Linked DNA regions of Homo sapiens: region 1 is linked to region 2. Evidence: read pairs that join two places in POLR2A ChIA-PET (ENCODE). Cell type or tissue: GM12878. All regions are shown on one strand. Each heading gives the region's core, and the rest is flanking DNA. Links, peaks and the distances in the headings are about the cores only. Region 1 has its middle 5.0 kb from the start of SAMSN1-AS1. Region 2 overlaps SAMSN1 (SAM domain, SH3 domain and nuclear localization signals 1).

Region 1 (8,725 bases), core at 2,237-6,236, 54 kb before region 2:
CGTCTCTACTAAAAATACAAAAAAATTAGCCGGGCGTGGTGGCGGGCACCTGTAGTTCCAGCTACTCGGGAGGCTGAGGCGGAAGAATGGCGTGAACCCAGGAGGTGGAGCTTGCAGTGAGCCGAGATCGCGCCACTGCCCTCCAGCCTGGGCGACTGAGCAAGACTCGTCCTCAAAAAAAAAAAAAAAAAAAAAAAAAAAAAAAAGAAATATTATTTCCCCTCATTTTACAGTTGAGAAAATGGAGGCACAAAAAGTTGGTAACAGGTGCAAAGTCAGACAGCTAACAGGAGGTAGAGCCAAGACCTATAACCTAGGTCTTGCTTTTAGCTAGAGCTCCTGCTTTTAGCTACTACATTAGAGTGTTTTCCATATACGAGGGCAGACTCTAAGGCTATTATGTGATACGTGAGAAAGAGTATGCTCTCTGGAGTCAAACAAATTTGGATGGATTCTGGCTGTGCTACTTTTTTTTTGGGCTTGGATAAGTTATTTAAACCTTTTAATCTTAACTTTCTTAACTAAAAAATGGAAATAGTCAAGAAGCTAAAGTCAAATATTATAAATCTTCTAGTACTTAAGAGTGGTACTTTTTTTTCAATTTCCTTGTAAATTGCTCAAGGCATGTTTTATAACTTTACCTACAGCTCCTCTGGTCATGTGTGTTTTCAGTGAATGAATGGGACAATTCTGTGTATCCAGGGAGCCTACTCTCTACCATTTTCCTCAAAGAATCAGTCTCTTCTTAGACAGAAGCTACATTTTATAACATATTTAGAGGTCTCTTAAAAGGCATATTTTCTCTTGGAACTTTTTTTGCCTTTTAAGATTTGTGCATTAAGTCTGCAAAGACTAGAATTAAAGTAACTTGTGTTCAAAGTGCCATAGTAAATATAACAGGTATCTGATAACAGACTTCGAACTGATGAAACTGACCAACATTAATCATTTCTAAATATCCTCCTTCTTCTTTAATCTTCATCTTCTTTTCTGGGACTGCTGCACTTTGCAGGTTTTCTCTTAGAGTAGCTTCTTGGAGAGTAGCTGGTAATATAATTAGGACGTGCTTCTGATGACTCCCTCTGATATCTTCAGAAGCAGGATCAAGGCTGATGACTCCTTGGCAAGTGGCTAAGCTGTTGTATAGGCATCTGAACACAAATAGTCAGAGTTTTCTTCAAGAATAAAATCTGGACTCCCTAACTTGGCATTTCTGGATTTCATCAGTCTGGACTCAATCTAATTTTTCAGTCTTATCTGTGCACTACCCCCACCTTATTGATTTCCTATGCCGAACTGCCAAACTGAATGATTTGCTATTCCTAAAGGCTGTCTCACACTTTCTTCCCTCTATCTTTGTGACAGTGTGATGGCCTCTGCCTGATATGTGAATTCTCTCTGTTAGAACCCATCCCATCATCCCTTAGACTCAGATCAAATACTTCATCATCTAGAAAGCTTTTCTGAGTAACACCAGGCAGAAGTAGTCCCTCCTTCCTTTGAACTTCTACATTATTTGAGGGCATTATTCTTTCATTCCATATCCATGAAACACATCCTGCCAACCTACTATTTGCTATTCACAATATCAGGCACTGGAGATACAGAGCTAAATGATATCTACACTGCCCTCATCTTCATGGAACTTAACCATACTCCACTTGTGCTGGAATTAGTTCAGTATTTGTATACTTCCTATGAATAACTTATCTTTGTATCCTCCATAGTTCCTATAATGTAATGGGTCCTCAATAAATATCTGAAGAAGTGGCCAGGTGTGGTGGCTCACACCATTAATCCCAGCACTTTGGGAGGCCAAGGTGGGAGGATCACTTGATCCCAGGATTTCAAGACCAACCTGGGAAACAAAGTGAGACCCTGCCTCCAAAAAAAAAAAAAAAAAAAAAAAGTGAGCATTTTCTAACATGAAGTGCAGAACAGAAATAAATAAATAAATATTTGAGTAGCACTTGTTGCCTAAATAAATGGAGGTTAGAAACCAATGGACTTTGTTTCCATAGATCCAGATAAAGCATATTTCTTCTTGTTTTTCTAGCTGTTCTTATAGCCAAAGCTTTCCTCATTCTAATAAATCCAGTTATAGATAAATTATTTTGTACATGTGAGTGTTTGTGGATGTGTGTAGGTGTAGGGAAATACACAACAGTCATATTTTTCTTTTTTATTTAGGTAGTTTTGTCTATTTTAATATATAACTTAACGATTAAGTGAGTTTTATCTGCAGAAGGTCAAACATATCTACAGAATGCTCAGAATTTCAGATGATATTGTTCAGCATTCGTGACAGAAAAGCCTCAGTGGACTTGGAGAGAGGGTTCAAGAGCATGTTAGAGTTAAATTGGTTTGGTAAACTTAATGAGACCACTTACACTCCGGGATTTGAGACACTAAAGTGAAAGAAGTTGGATGAGTGCAAATTATTATTTTTGTATTCTACACATATATTCTATAACAACAACAAGTGAAAAATATCCAGTTTCATTTTAGCATAGCTGGTATTTTTTTCAATAGTAATTGCAGGGTTATTATTTAGGTTATTTAACTTTCATATTATAGAATGTAAAGGAGGCAGTGTTGGGGTTTGAAAAGATGTGCTTCTGTAATGAATGTTACTTACTATTAATGGCAGGTAGTCAGAGGCGACATTTTTGCAATTTAAAAGGGTAAGAGTGTGATTATATTTTTAAAAATATACGTGCCAAGATATGCAGATATGATGGAGCTGGGCCTAAACCCCACATTTCATGGGAAATGAATCTAATCTACAAGGACACTAGTTTCTCCTTGACTTCAAAAATTTTAGGAATAGTACAATCTTGGGGTCTTTTTTTTTTTTTTTTTTTTTTTTTGATGGATTCTCACCCTGTCGCCCAGGCTGGAGTGTAATGGCATGATCTTGGCTCACTGCAACTTCTGCCTCTTGGGTTCAAATGATTCTCCTGCCTCAGCCTCCCTAGTAGCTGGGATTACAGGTGCCCGCCACCATGCCCGGCTTATTTTTGTATTTTTAGTAGAGATGGGGTTTCACCATGTTGGCCAGGCTGGTCTTGAACTCCTGACCTTGTGATCTGCTTGGTGTCTTTGATTCTATTATTACATCAGAGTTTTTAGGTGGCCTGAAATTAACTCATCTTTGAGGAAGTCCTTGTTCACCCAGATATGCTTCCTGCTAAGCCCACTGTAGCCTCCCACTCTCAAGGTGGGTGCTGATGGATTTAATGCAGCTCCGACATTGCCGGCAGAGTGTGCTTGAGTAAACTCCTTACCCTCTTTCACCCACTAATTCCAACTCTGTAAGGTGGTTTCAGTCCTACTCACTCTCTTTCCTCTGAGTAACTCTTTGCATACCAAAAACACCCAGTAGTTAAGCAAGGTTATTAATATCTATTAGAAAAATTTAGTGAAATAGTGTTGGGATTCATCTATAGTAAGTAATATTTATTGCAAAAATCAAAGCACCCAGAGGTCTGTAAGATTGGAACATTTTATTCCGTTGAGATACTATAAACAAACGGAATCAGACAGGGAAATGTATTATTTGTCAAGGGCTCTTCACAGAAGTCAACAGAAAATGAGATACAGAGATGTTTAACATGAAGTTAAGTTGTTTGTAGTGTCTGTGGGATCAGGGAGTGAAGAAATATTTGTGATTATGGAATTGATATAAATTGAGAAAGGTAAAAGATCAGATTTATGAAAGGGTATACTCCACAAGAGAAATGGGAAAGGAAAAACCAAGGATGATGATCTTTTCTAACATCTGAGATGAGTGGTGTTGAGAGGGGATTTCAGCTGCATCTTAAGAAAGGGAATAGTCGAGGTGACCAAAAATAATCTTTGAAGCCAAGTGTTTCAAATCAATTTATAAGAAGAATAACTGAAGAGTACTTACGAAGCTCTGTAAGCTAAGAGCATGGCACATCTTAACAAAAGGAGGAAAATGAGCCATAGGCTTGGTAGGGAATGAGGGTAAGAAAGGATAGAGTTTGTGGGCTGTGAAGGAGACAAAGTCTTCCTTTCATATGTTTTTATAATAACACATATATTTTTCAAAATCTGGGAGACTTTTTCAGATTTATAAGGATAAACAAATTATTTTTATAAGATTAAGAAATGGGGCCAGGTGTGGTGGCTTACACCTGTAATCTCAGCACTTTGGGAGGCTGAGGCAGGCGGATCATGAGGTCAGGAGATCGAGACCATCCTGGCTAACACAGTAAAACCCTGTCTCTTCTAAAAAAAAAATATATATATATATATATATATATATATATATATATATATATATATACACACATATATATAAATTAGCCCACCATGGTGACATGCACCTGTAATCCCAGCTACTCGAGAGGCTGAGGCAGGAGAATCACTTGAACCCGGGAGGTGGAGGTTGCAATGAGCCGAGATTGCACGACTGCACTCCAGCCTGAGAGACAGAGTGAGATTCCGTCTCAAAAAAAAAAAAAAAAAAAAAAAAAGAAACGGATGCAATCTAGACATAAACAAGGAGCAAATATCCATTCCTCCTCTCAAATTTCTAAAATATTTTCAAACCCATTTTATATAGTGTGAAAATGTTTAAAAAGTGACAGTAACAAAAGATCTTTCAGGAAGAGGCAAAGTCAAAGACCCAAAAGAACAGAACAGAGACCTGCTTACAGAAGAATTCAAACAGTATAGTGAGAAAAATTGTAATAGTGAGAGACAGAATCATATAACAAAAATCAAAGAAAAATGAGTGTAGTTGATATACAGCATCTGAAGGTGAGAACATAAACAAAGCTGTACTTAAAGGTATCTAAGGCAAGTATGAGACTTTTTTTGGAATCTTGTATGAACTCATCACAATGGTGACAAATCGTGTGGATGATGGAAAAATTCTTTACGCAACTGTTTCAGTTGGAGGAACAGGTGGTCTGCTAATGTTCACCAATAAATAGAGTAACAAAAGGTTTTACAATTCTTTCAGTTCAAACGTGCAGCAGTGGATGCTAATTATTGGCATGGGAAAGTGCTCTTAGGATACACAGCTTCACTGTTGAGTTGTATAAAAGTTTTAATATGTCTCAAGAAAACCAGAGGTCTCTGGGAGACAGACGAGGTAACTGGAGACAGACAGCTTAACCGGGATAAGCTGTCTGTGCCTGTCCTCCATTTTGTCTCTCTATTCTCTCCCTTGGCAGTCTCCCTCGGTCTCTCTGACCCTGGTCTTCCCCCTTCAATCAACATGACACACCATTATCAGATTAATCTAACAGATTAATTTTCTTGACTATTCTAACTGATAAATGCTACCCTGATTAATGATCCTGAAGCTCAAATCTAATAATGTCCCTGCTCCCCTCACAAACCTTTAAACGCCTCCCCCACAACCTACAGGGTCAAATCTAAACTCATTCACCTAATCTTCCTTCTAACCAGATGCACACAGGTCTTTTTTACACACTCTTTACTGCAGACAAAGTGAGTATCATCCTTTCATCAAGCACAATGATATTTTTTTCCATCTTCACATCTTCATACTATTTCCTCATTTTGGCCTTTCTTTTCTTCTCTACCTATTTGATAAACAGTAGTGAAGTTTAAAAGTGTAGGTGAATGAGTAAGAATCCATGATGTAGACTTTGAAAAATAGACATATGCAAAGAAAGAATTAAGGCTAGAGAGGACCAGTAAAAAGACAGTGAGTAAGGAGGCACATGGTTTAGGAAAAAGGAAAAACAATTCACGGATTCCATTCTCATTTTCTTTGTGCTTTAGTGATGTCAGGCTCCTGCCAAAAAACCTCTGTGTTCCCATTTGTGGTGAGTAGTATTATTTTTGGACCTGGTAAATAATAAGACATACTAAGAAGAAAGCTCACACACTCACCCGGAAGAAGGTAGACTATGAACTATCAATGCATAATTCCTCATAATTTAACATCCTTGTGTTTCATCTCCAACGTCAAAAATCAGTTGTTGGAACAGCTTTAAATTTACTTTTTTGCAGTGGAATTATTGTGGGATGGAAAGGTAAAAAGTTTCAGCAAATGTGTTTGGACCACTTATGGAAAAGAAAGCATCATAAATGGTAATCTGGACTGAGAATTTTGAAAAGATAAATAGGAAAATGTGATGCAAAAATGCCAAAACATATCTATACTCACTACAGTCTGTGCTAAAATTAATATACTTGACAATAAAGATTCTAAAAATAATTTTATAAACTTAAGGTGAGCAAGAAAATAATCATTAATTATGACAATTTTACATGATGAAATTTTAATTATGACCAATTTAATATTTGATGCTAGGAGAATCAGCATTTACCCAAGAGAAGAATTTGAAAATTAGGAGATTCTGCATGGCTTATTCATTCATTTATCCATTCATTCACTCATTTAGCAAAGTCACGTAAGGTGCCTCCTAAGCCATCCAGTCTATGAACTTGAGAGCTTAGAAGTATGCATGTGTGTTAGGAGAAGGGGTGGACAAGAGAGTTTACGTGATCTTATTAAAAGAAAACGGTAAAACGGAAGAATAAGTAATAGCAATTTTTGGTGTAAAAATTCAATAATATGGCAAACACTTTGTAGTACCTGTATATAAAATAAGCCTGAAAAAAGGTCTCGCCAGACATGCAAACACATTTTTTATTAGATAAAGAAGAGCTTGTAGAATAAACACATAAAATATGAGATATTATAATAGTAGAAGATGTCAGGTTTATGGAAATTCCTTAGGTTGAATATGAAGTAAATCATAAATGTGCATAAAATGTTTAAGTGTCTTTTCCAATAAAACATTTTACAATAAAAATAAAGATAAAATGAGAAAATGTAATTTCTCTGTAAGTGTGAAGTATTAGTCTAGAAACCCAGGATAAATAGAGGTAATATTAAAATAGACTTTTGAGACACAGCAATGTAGCATTCAAACCAGTCAAATTATTTGGGTTGATGTTTGGCTTTTCCCAATTACACAAACTTCATGCATATGTGAAAACAATAGTCCTGTGATCTAGTTATAGAATTGTTATGGAAACCAAGAATCCCTCTTCTTCATGAATTACCCTAAGGATTTTGCTCCTTTTCTCTCTTCATGTGTTTTCACTCTGTGCTTGTTTACTCAAAGGCATCATATTAAGGAGAAAGTTGAATTGATATTCCTTATAGTAAAATCTTCCTAAAGTTATCATAAAACATTTGTAATTTAGATTAGTTCCTATGATCATGAAATAAGATCCATGATAATCAAGTATAACTACATTTTGGCTTTCACAAGACAGTTGGAATACGTTTCACTGGATTCTCAAATAGAAGGAGGAAGACAATTATGGACAATCTGAGGTGGGGGCCCAATATGCTTATTAGCCATGAAAGACCTAAATGTCCTTTTTACTTAGAGCCTCTCTTGCATGCTCCAACAGAAGGAAGCAAATCACCAAAGCTGGACATCAATCTTTGGCAGGAGAGAAGCCTGAATGTTAGAACATTTGAAGGAGCTCATTAGAACATATAATGAGCCTTGGCAAATGCTCCAAGTGTTGCCAAATTTTCTTTTATTGCAAAGAAATATGTTCATAATTCAAATACTGCTAAGCAAACTATAGAAAAGACATATTTTGCATGTGTAGCATGGTGTGTTAGAAGCTGTGTTATACCCTTAAGGGAATACTGCTCAAAGCCAGAAGAGTCAGCTATGAGCTTAGCTCTGTCATAGTAGGATCTCTTTGGATCAAATTGCCTAATCTCCATGGGCTTCTACCTCCTCATCTTTGGAATGGAGGAGAATGTCAATGATTTTTAAGATCCTTGCTGTCTTCAATAGTTTGGGTCATAAGGATACAATGAGGAAGATAAATTATATGTGCAGAAAAAGTTTTGTATATAAAGGTTTCTTTCTAATTTTTCAAAGCAATTTTCTTCAGATGATGCCTGTTGGCCGTATTTCTACATTTTTTACCTTTACCTCAGCTGGTTTAGGTTTAGGGTTTTGTTTTTGTTTTTGTTTTGATTTCTGAACAACTATACTTCCTCTATCCCATCTCCTTTCTCTCTCCCTCATGGTCTCTGGATGCATCAGCCATGACTTAAACAATGTAAGTCAGAACCAGCAAGTATGCATATGAATTCACTTCAGGGCTACAGAAACTTCTTCATGAACAAGAATTTCCATTTTCATTCTCAGGAGCTCTCACCATTCTAACAAGAAGTACTTTAAAAATCCTTTTCAATGCTATTTCAGAGGAGTAAAGTCTGCTTTGAAAAAATGGATGGGTGAAGTTTAAGTAAGACTGTAGAAGGGAGCAGAAGATCAGGGTCTGTGCGGTATAAAGAGTGCTTGGTTGGAGAGAGACATCTGCTTTTGCCACCATCACCCTGACTCCCACCCATCATCACATACACACTAGGTGCCACCTTGAGTGGTTCATGCCTTTGAAATCTTGTTTTCAGCACAGAGACACATTGTGATAATCATGGTCACCATTGACTTAGCACTTGACTTTATTTCAGGTAATTTTATGTATTCTTTTAATTGTGTTATGATTCAGTAAGACAGTATCATGGTATCATTATTTCTATTTTATATGTAGAAATCTGAAGCTCAAAGAGGATAACCGATTTATGCAGGTGGCAGAGCAGGATTTTAAGCTGAAATCTACATATAATCCAAAGTTTTTCTGCAAAGATCATGGCTTTGTAATTTTTGAGACTAGG
Region 2 (6,915 bases), core at 651-4,650:
TGGAGCCACTGCACTCCAGCCTGCATAACAGAGGGAGACTCGGTCTCAAAATAAGTAAATAAATAAATAAAGTTATGAGACCACTAACTTTTATAAATAATTTTAGCTATTATATAGAAATATTTCTTTTGATAACTCAACAATTTATTATGGAACATTTTAAATATATGTAAAATTAGAGAGTAGTAAAATCTACCCCCATATAGCCACCATCCAGCTAATGATTCAAGAATGGCCAATTGTGTTTCTTCCTCATAGCCGCACATTTGCTGCTCCTCGCTAGATTATTTCAAATTGTATATAAGAGAGTAACATTACTTCCTTAACATCAAATAGCTAGTCATTTAAAAAATTTACCCAGTTGTCTTTTGATGTTTTTGGTATAGTGGTTTATTTGATCTATATTTAAACAAGATTCATGGATTATACTTGGATAATATGTTTCTGAAGTCTCTCAGTTTATACTTTAACTCTTTCTTAAAATTTTTTTATATTGATTTGCTGAAGAAGCTGGGTTGTTTTGCTCTGTATTTTCTTGTCTGTATTTTTTCCGACTGACTGTATCTTCTTGGTAACATTTAACATGCTCTTCTGTCTCTTTTTTTCCTTAAATGTGGTAGCTAGATACAGAGCTTGGTGTGATTGCTTTCTTGCTTCCTTTCTTTCTTATAAACAATATCTCATTAGTTGTATTTAATGCTTCCATCACAAAGCACATATTCTGGTTATCTCCTTTTGTGTGATTTTAGTGGCCATTGATGATCATTGCCTGGATCCAACATTGCATTAGGGGTTTGCAAAATGGTAATCTTATTATTTCATCATTTTTAATTGATTAGCTGAAGTATGAACATATACAGAACAATTTCCCCTCATCAACTATTTAGTTGATGAACTATTTAGTTGATGAAATAGGTTTCATACAGGAAAGGCAGATTAAATGTCTAAGTTGTCCCTTTATTTGTTAGTTTTCAGAATATAATTATAACATTTCCCAATGTAACTGATGCATTTTTCTTTTTAGTATCCTTATGAACTCATGAATTTTGACATTAGATGTATTTCAATATATTGCACTTTTCTCCATTTTACTTTTTCTCCTTACACTGTATGCTAGAGGTTATTCTGTTGCATATAAAAAGATGTATTTAATTTTTTACAGCTTCATACATTTGCATTGTGTGGATGTACCATATATTATTCAATCAGTATCCTCTTGATGAACATTAGGCTTTACAGCTTTTTGATAATATAAAAGTGCTACAGTGAATATGGAAATGTAAACAATTCATATACAAATGTATTGCTGATAAAGACATCTAGAAATGGAATTCTTGGGACAAAGGGCAAATGTATATGTAATTTTGCTAGATATTGCCAAATTTCCCTTTATAGGTATTGTGCCATTTTACAAATGCATTTCTAATTGCATAAGGAAAGACTGGAAACATTCGTGTAGAGTATAAAGACTAAATATGATCTAAAGTCAACAGACACAAAGAATTATCTAAAATATATATAGCATTTTTATTTAAGCTCATCTTCTTTTTGACACTGCTTATTTATATAATAACTCTGTCTTGATAAGAACTTCTGTCATAAGATAATATTTACTAAGTCTAATACATTACAATTATATAAACAACATTATCAATATTCAAACACATTCTCATTTATTAAGTACTATTATTTAGGAAGCAAGCTTTGTTTCCATATAATTCACCTTGTTATCATAAAACTTTACAAGAACAGAAGTCATAAATGTGTTCATTGTCCAGACCTCATAGTAGACATTAGTCCTTTTTTGTCATAAGCCATAATCTATACATCATAAAACCATCTGAGAAAGTTAGTTACTAACTTTTAAACTAGAGAATAATGAACAAATATAAATGTTCTTTTAAATATTTAGATTTTCTTCTTAAGGGTGTCTTAACATGGATTGATATACTCCTATGGCATAAAGCTATTGAGTAATTAGTGATGAGATGACTGACAAAACCCAAAGTAATAGTCCAGTGTCCTTCTTAAACCACGACTCCTAAATCTGCTTTTCTTTATTGATATAATGAGGGGAGAATTAATTTTAAAAGGTGGTGGCTATTGATTACTTAATGGAAGAAGATAGTGTAGCAAAATGCTGAAACGAGTCTATTCTGTGCCCTCCTGTGCAACAGGACCCATTATCCCATTGTGGAAATCGCACCCTTACTCTCATTAATATTTAACAGGCTATATATAGGCTACAAAATTGCCTTGGGCATGGGCTCCAATCAGCCATAGAATGGTTTCAAGTATATAAAAGAGTAATAGATTTCTGTGTGTTCAGATTGTTTATAAGCAGGACAACAATACGCTCAATTCCCTTCTGTGATTGCTGAGCAATGACAGCCAGATGGAAACACCTCCTAGGCAAGTTGGAGTGATTCATATTCTGGGAAGCCACTGTAGGCTAGTAAGTACTACATAAGAAGAGTTTGTATTTTCCAGTGTGGTTCTCAGTTTCAGCTTTCGTTTCTGCTCCTCTCACCACAGGCTGAAGGGCTCGTCCAGCCGGGGTGGCAAGTCAGCAAAAGGCGTTAATTGTGTCTAACACAGCTATCATCCTTGGGGCAATATTCTGTATCACACTGTCTATCAAGCTAACCCCTTGCCAGAGGTCAGGATCTTTTTATTTCAGTTCTTTTAAAAGGGAAACAAAAATCTTTAAAGATAGCTGGTAGGGAGACATAAGAGCTTCTAGGGACTAGGAGCCCTTGAAGTTGCCTTGTACTAAAATGGGCTGTGATTTCTGAAAGGACAATATAGCAGGTCCTCCAAAAACAGTTTTCTCCAACATCATTTTGTTATAATAATATTGATGGAGAAAAAAAAATCAGTTCCTGACCAGGGTCACTGTCTGTGCAGGGTTTGCACAATCTTCTCATTTATGTGTGGGTTTCCCCCCACATCCCAAAGAAGTGCATTCCAGGTCAATTGGCATTGGCGTGTCCAAATTGTTCCACAATGAGGAGTGTGGATGTGTGCTTCAGTGTGCCCTGCGTTGGAGCAGCACCCTGTCCAGGGCTGGTTCCTGCCTTGTGCCCTGAGTTGTGGGGATAGGCTCTGGCCACTCACAGCAACCCTGAGCTGGAATAACTGGGAAAATAATTATGTTAATTTTTTAAATTAATTTTTCTTAAATATATGTATGGATCGCATTTGTTTCAGTGTTTACCATTAGAAGTGTTTGGGTCTTTATTTAGAAATTTGATGATGTTTTTGTGATGAAAAGTAGATCACAGGAACTTGTTATTTGAACTTGTGATTTCAAGTAGCCTATGGTAAAGTGGATTTTGTTACACCTGGTTTTGCTTAAGGTAGCAATTTCCGAGATCCCATTGAGAGCATTAAGGGAGGCCTTGTTGTACAAAGTTTTATAGATTACTGACTCCCATTATTAATTTTCTAAATTACCAGATTATATGTCAGTACCACCAGTTTGTTTTTAAAATATGATAAACTTGAAATAAGATAAAGTCCTTTAGAAAGAAAATAGTCTCGGGATTTATGAGTACACAAAGAACCCAACATCAGATATCCACCATCCCAAACAATGCATAAAATTAGATAGTGAGGAAATATCAATTTTTTGACTCAATGACTCAAAAGAATTTTAAAATATGTTTAAGGGATTCATTTATTTTGTTGCATATCAGAAATTATTTATAATTGCCTGCCTACATTGAGTTGCATAATAAAAATGTAGCTTTGTAAGCAAAAGGTATTCAAGACAACATCTTCTATTAACATACTGAGCTTTTTCTCAAAACCAGTGAATGAAACTGACCCAGAGATCTCATTGTAATTCTATGTTAAATGTGGAAAAATTCCATTTTACTCCCAACCTTGGACTGTGCATACCTAAATGCTGCTTTCAATTTATTAGTAAGTCTGTGTGTGTGCCTTCTTTTTCTGATACCCAGCAGAGAACTTCAAATGATCAAGAGTTGGTAATAGAAAATGCACTTATGTTCTTTTTTTTTTTTTAAACAAACTTGGTCTTTTATTTTCATTTTTATTTTAATTTTCGGGGTACATGTACAGGATGTACAGGTTTGTTACATAAGTAAACATGTGCCATGGTGTTTTGCTGCACCTGTCAACCCATCACCTAGGTATTAAGCCCATCATGCATTAGCTATTTTTCCTGATGCTCTCCGTCTCCCTGCCCTCCACCCCACAGGCCCCAGCGTGTGAACAAACTTGATCTTTGTGAGGCGTAATGGTGGATCTACTCAGATGCTTGCTTTTTGTTTGTGTTTTGTTGTTGTTATTTGTTTGTTGGTTGGTTGGTTAGTACTACATGCTGTTAAGTTTGTGGTTAGCTCATTTCAAGAAGCTTTAGTTTGGAATTCAAGGATTCTTCAGCTGCCACTTCAAAGAGCAAAATTAAAATAAAAAATTTAAAATAATTTAACCAAGATTTTCTCCAAGGTGCTTACTTAACGCTATGACAAAAAGCGTAGAAAGACATTTGATCAACTGTAAATATAAAAATGTTAATAGGTATACCTTCACAGCCTTTGGATATTCCAGAGAGAAGAGCTTTTTAAAGCCTGTATTTGCAAGAGACGGTGCTTATTAAACTATAATCTAATATACTTATCAGTTTGGACAGTGAAAATAAATTCTAAGTTTCCTTTGCTTTTTCTTTTCTATTTTATAGCGAAGCAGCAGTTTTGGGAATTTCGATCGTTTTCGGAATAATTCTTTATCAAAACCAGATGATTCAACTGAGGTTCGTAGTTTATTCCATTTTTATGAATGTTATGCAAACACATTATGAAATATTATGAAGACAATGTCACTTTTGCAAAGTAAAATAAGAAAAATGAATACATTTTAAAATTATAGCCTTGCATATGTTTTTGTGATAAATGAACAAACCATTATTTAGTACTGTTGTGGAAAGCAATGGGTTCTTGTCACACGACCAGGAAAATTTAGGCACACAGACACATTGTAGGGTGAGTAGGGCAGGGTATATCGGGTGAAAAGGAAAAAAAAAAAGAGGAACTCTCAACAAAGCAAGAGTCCTGCTAGCAGGCTCCTACCTTACAGATTGAATCCCAGGCTACCACATAACAACAAAAGAGGCCAGGCTCCTCCCTGCAGCAAACCACACGACCTTCCCATAGCTCCGTCCCCTTCCCCCAGTGCACAGGTGGGCATTATTAAGAGAGAATCAGTTGGGAAAGGGTGGGCTTCATCCAGGATCATCAGTCTGGTTTTTCAGCCTTCAAGCTGTTTTAGGCTCGAAGGGGAGGTTTCGCAAGGGACCGTTGGCTGTTTCCTGTCTCTATCAGTACCCAGTACCGTGCAGGGCATTAAAAGTAAAATCTTATTTTAAGAAGCCTAACAGATGTTTGGGAAAGCAAAACATGAACCCGAAAAGATAGAATTCAAACTGACACTGACAATTCCAAATTTCCTGAGTATTTCTACTATAAAACAATGTGAGTATACATATATGTACACATACACATACATTGTATTTATACACATTATTTGATAGATATATATAAAATGTTATGTAAGTTGTAATTGCTTTAAATTAGAACAAGATTAAGTGGCCCAACTGTAAATTTGTTAAGGAGAGCATACAGCTGCTCAATTGGACTCTCACACTTCAATGTACACTGAAACATCCCATTGGTGAGTGCTACATACACATTTGTACACTATGAACATTTTAACCGTAGCTTAAGAAAAGCTTCCCATAAAATAAAGTTTACGTAATAATTTCAATAATATGTTCATTTAGTTGAGCACTCACGATGAAATAAGCACAATGCTAACTTTATCTATCTATAACAATTTACCTATTTATAACATAGGAACTATTAGTATATCTATTTTGCCATTGCAGAAATATGCTTGCTTCATCAAATAAAATTACTTCTAAATTACAGAGTGAGTAAATGACAAAGGCAGAAATCAACCTTTTCTCTGACTCCAAAGTTTGCCATATTATCTCATAAAGTAGGGGCCACATATGCTAAGTGGTTAATGACAGGTACAACAACAACTAATAAAATAGTACAGAGAAGGGGTGTCTACTAAGAAAACTGAAAATACTGTTTACCATTGAACCTGATTCAGCAACCTTACAGGTAATATATTCTTTTTAGATCAATAGGTTTTTAGATCAATAGGTTTTTAGATCCTATGCTTATTTTCAAATATAACTATCTGTAATATTTTAAAATAATTTAATTTCAGTAATGATCCCTTTTATTAATTTATTATGTATATATTCACATTTATGAGTAAACTTGTACATAATTGTATAGTCAATCAACATTTACATAATTGTAAGTAATAAATGTAATATATACATATAAATCTCCCCCTGGCCACATATATGTGTTTGTGTGTGTGTGTGTATATATATGGAGAGAGAGAGAAACTGTATATAATTTTATTTTCAGTTGGCATTTTGTATAAATTTTTAATTCTCCACAATCATACATATATTCTACTGCTATTTAGTTTATAATTCTGGAATTAACCTGTACAAGATAGCTCATGTTCATTCAGGTTCATTGGTTAATAATGGTGGCCTAGTAATTTGTAAAAGAATTTAGCAAACCTAATAAAATAGTGTGCATATTTTTCAACAATCCAGCACTCATTCAAAAAATAACTACTCTATGACAGGTTTTCCCTTAGACACTCAGGAAGTACTGTTGCAACAACACATGAAAATCCTTACTTCATGCCTGGAGTCTATAGGGGAAGACAAATCTTAAAAAGACAAGAACAAAACCATAAGTAATATTTAAATAGAAATTTAATTCAGGCTATGGAGAAAGGCATAGAAAAATGTTAACACTCAAAAGACATAAACATAATTTCTTTGTAGCTTCTGTA

The links. Peaks named below come from ENCODE experiments on the same cell type or tissue, not always from the same donor. Only the 100,000 strongest peaks of a DNase experiment are listed, where the experiment ranks them.
Region 1: POLR2A ChIA-PET joins it to region 2 with 5 read pairs; 5 of 35 experiments call an interaction of 5 or more read pairs at or near these places.

Annotation. Positions count from the first base shown.
Region 1 is chr21:14,572,826-14,581,550 of GRCh38, reverse strand. It overlaps a transcript of SAMSN1 not described here. Among named protein-coding and RNA genes, the nearest start is that of SAMSN1-AS1, 5.0 kb to the left of the region's middle. RefSeq lists an enhancer at 3,069-3,363. In GM12878, for the core only: no CTCF peak of the experiment used is centred there; no DNase peak of the experiment used is centred there.
Region 2 is chr21:14,519,015-14,525,929 of GRCh38, reverse strand. SAMSN1 (SAM domain, SH3 domain and nuclear localization signals 1) reads left to right here. Exons shown (of 8, transcript NM_022136.5): 2 at 4,709-4,780. The region is part of intron 1 of LOC124905053 (a long non-coding RNA gene); the gene reads right to left. Among named protein-coding and RNA genes, the nearest start is that of SAMSN1, 24 kb to the left of the region's middle. In GM12878, for the core only: no CTCF peak of the experiment used is centred there; a DNase peak (open chromatin) is centred at 2,469; H3K4me3 peaks cover 704 bases; H3K27ac peaks cover 712 bases.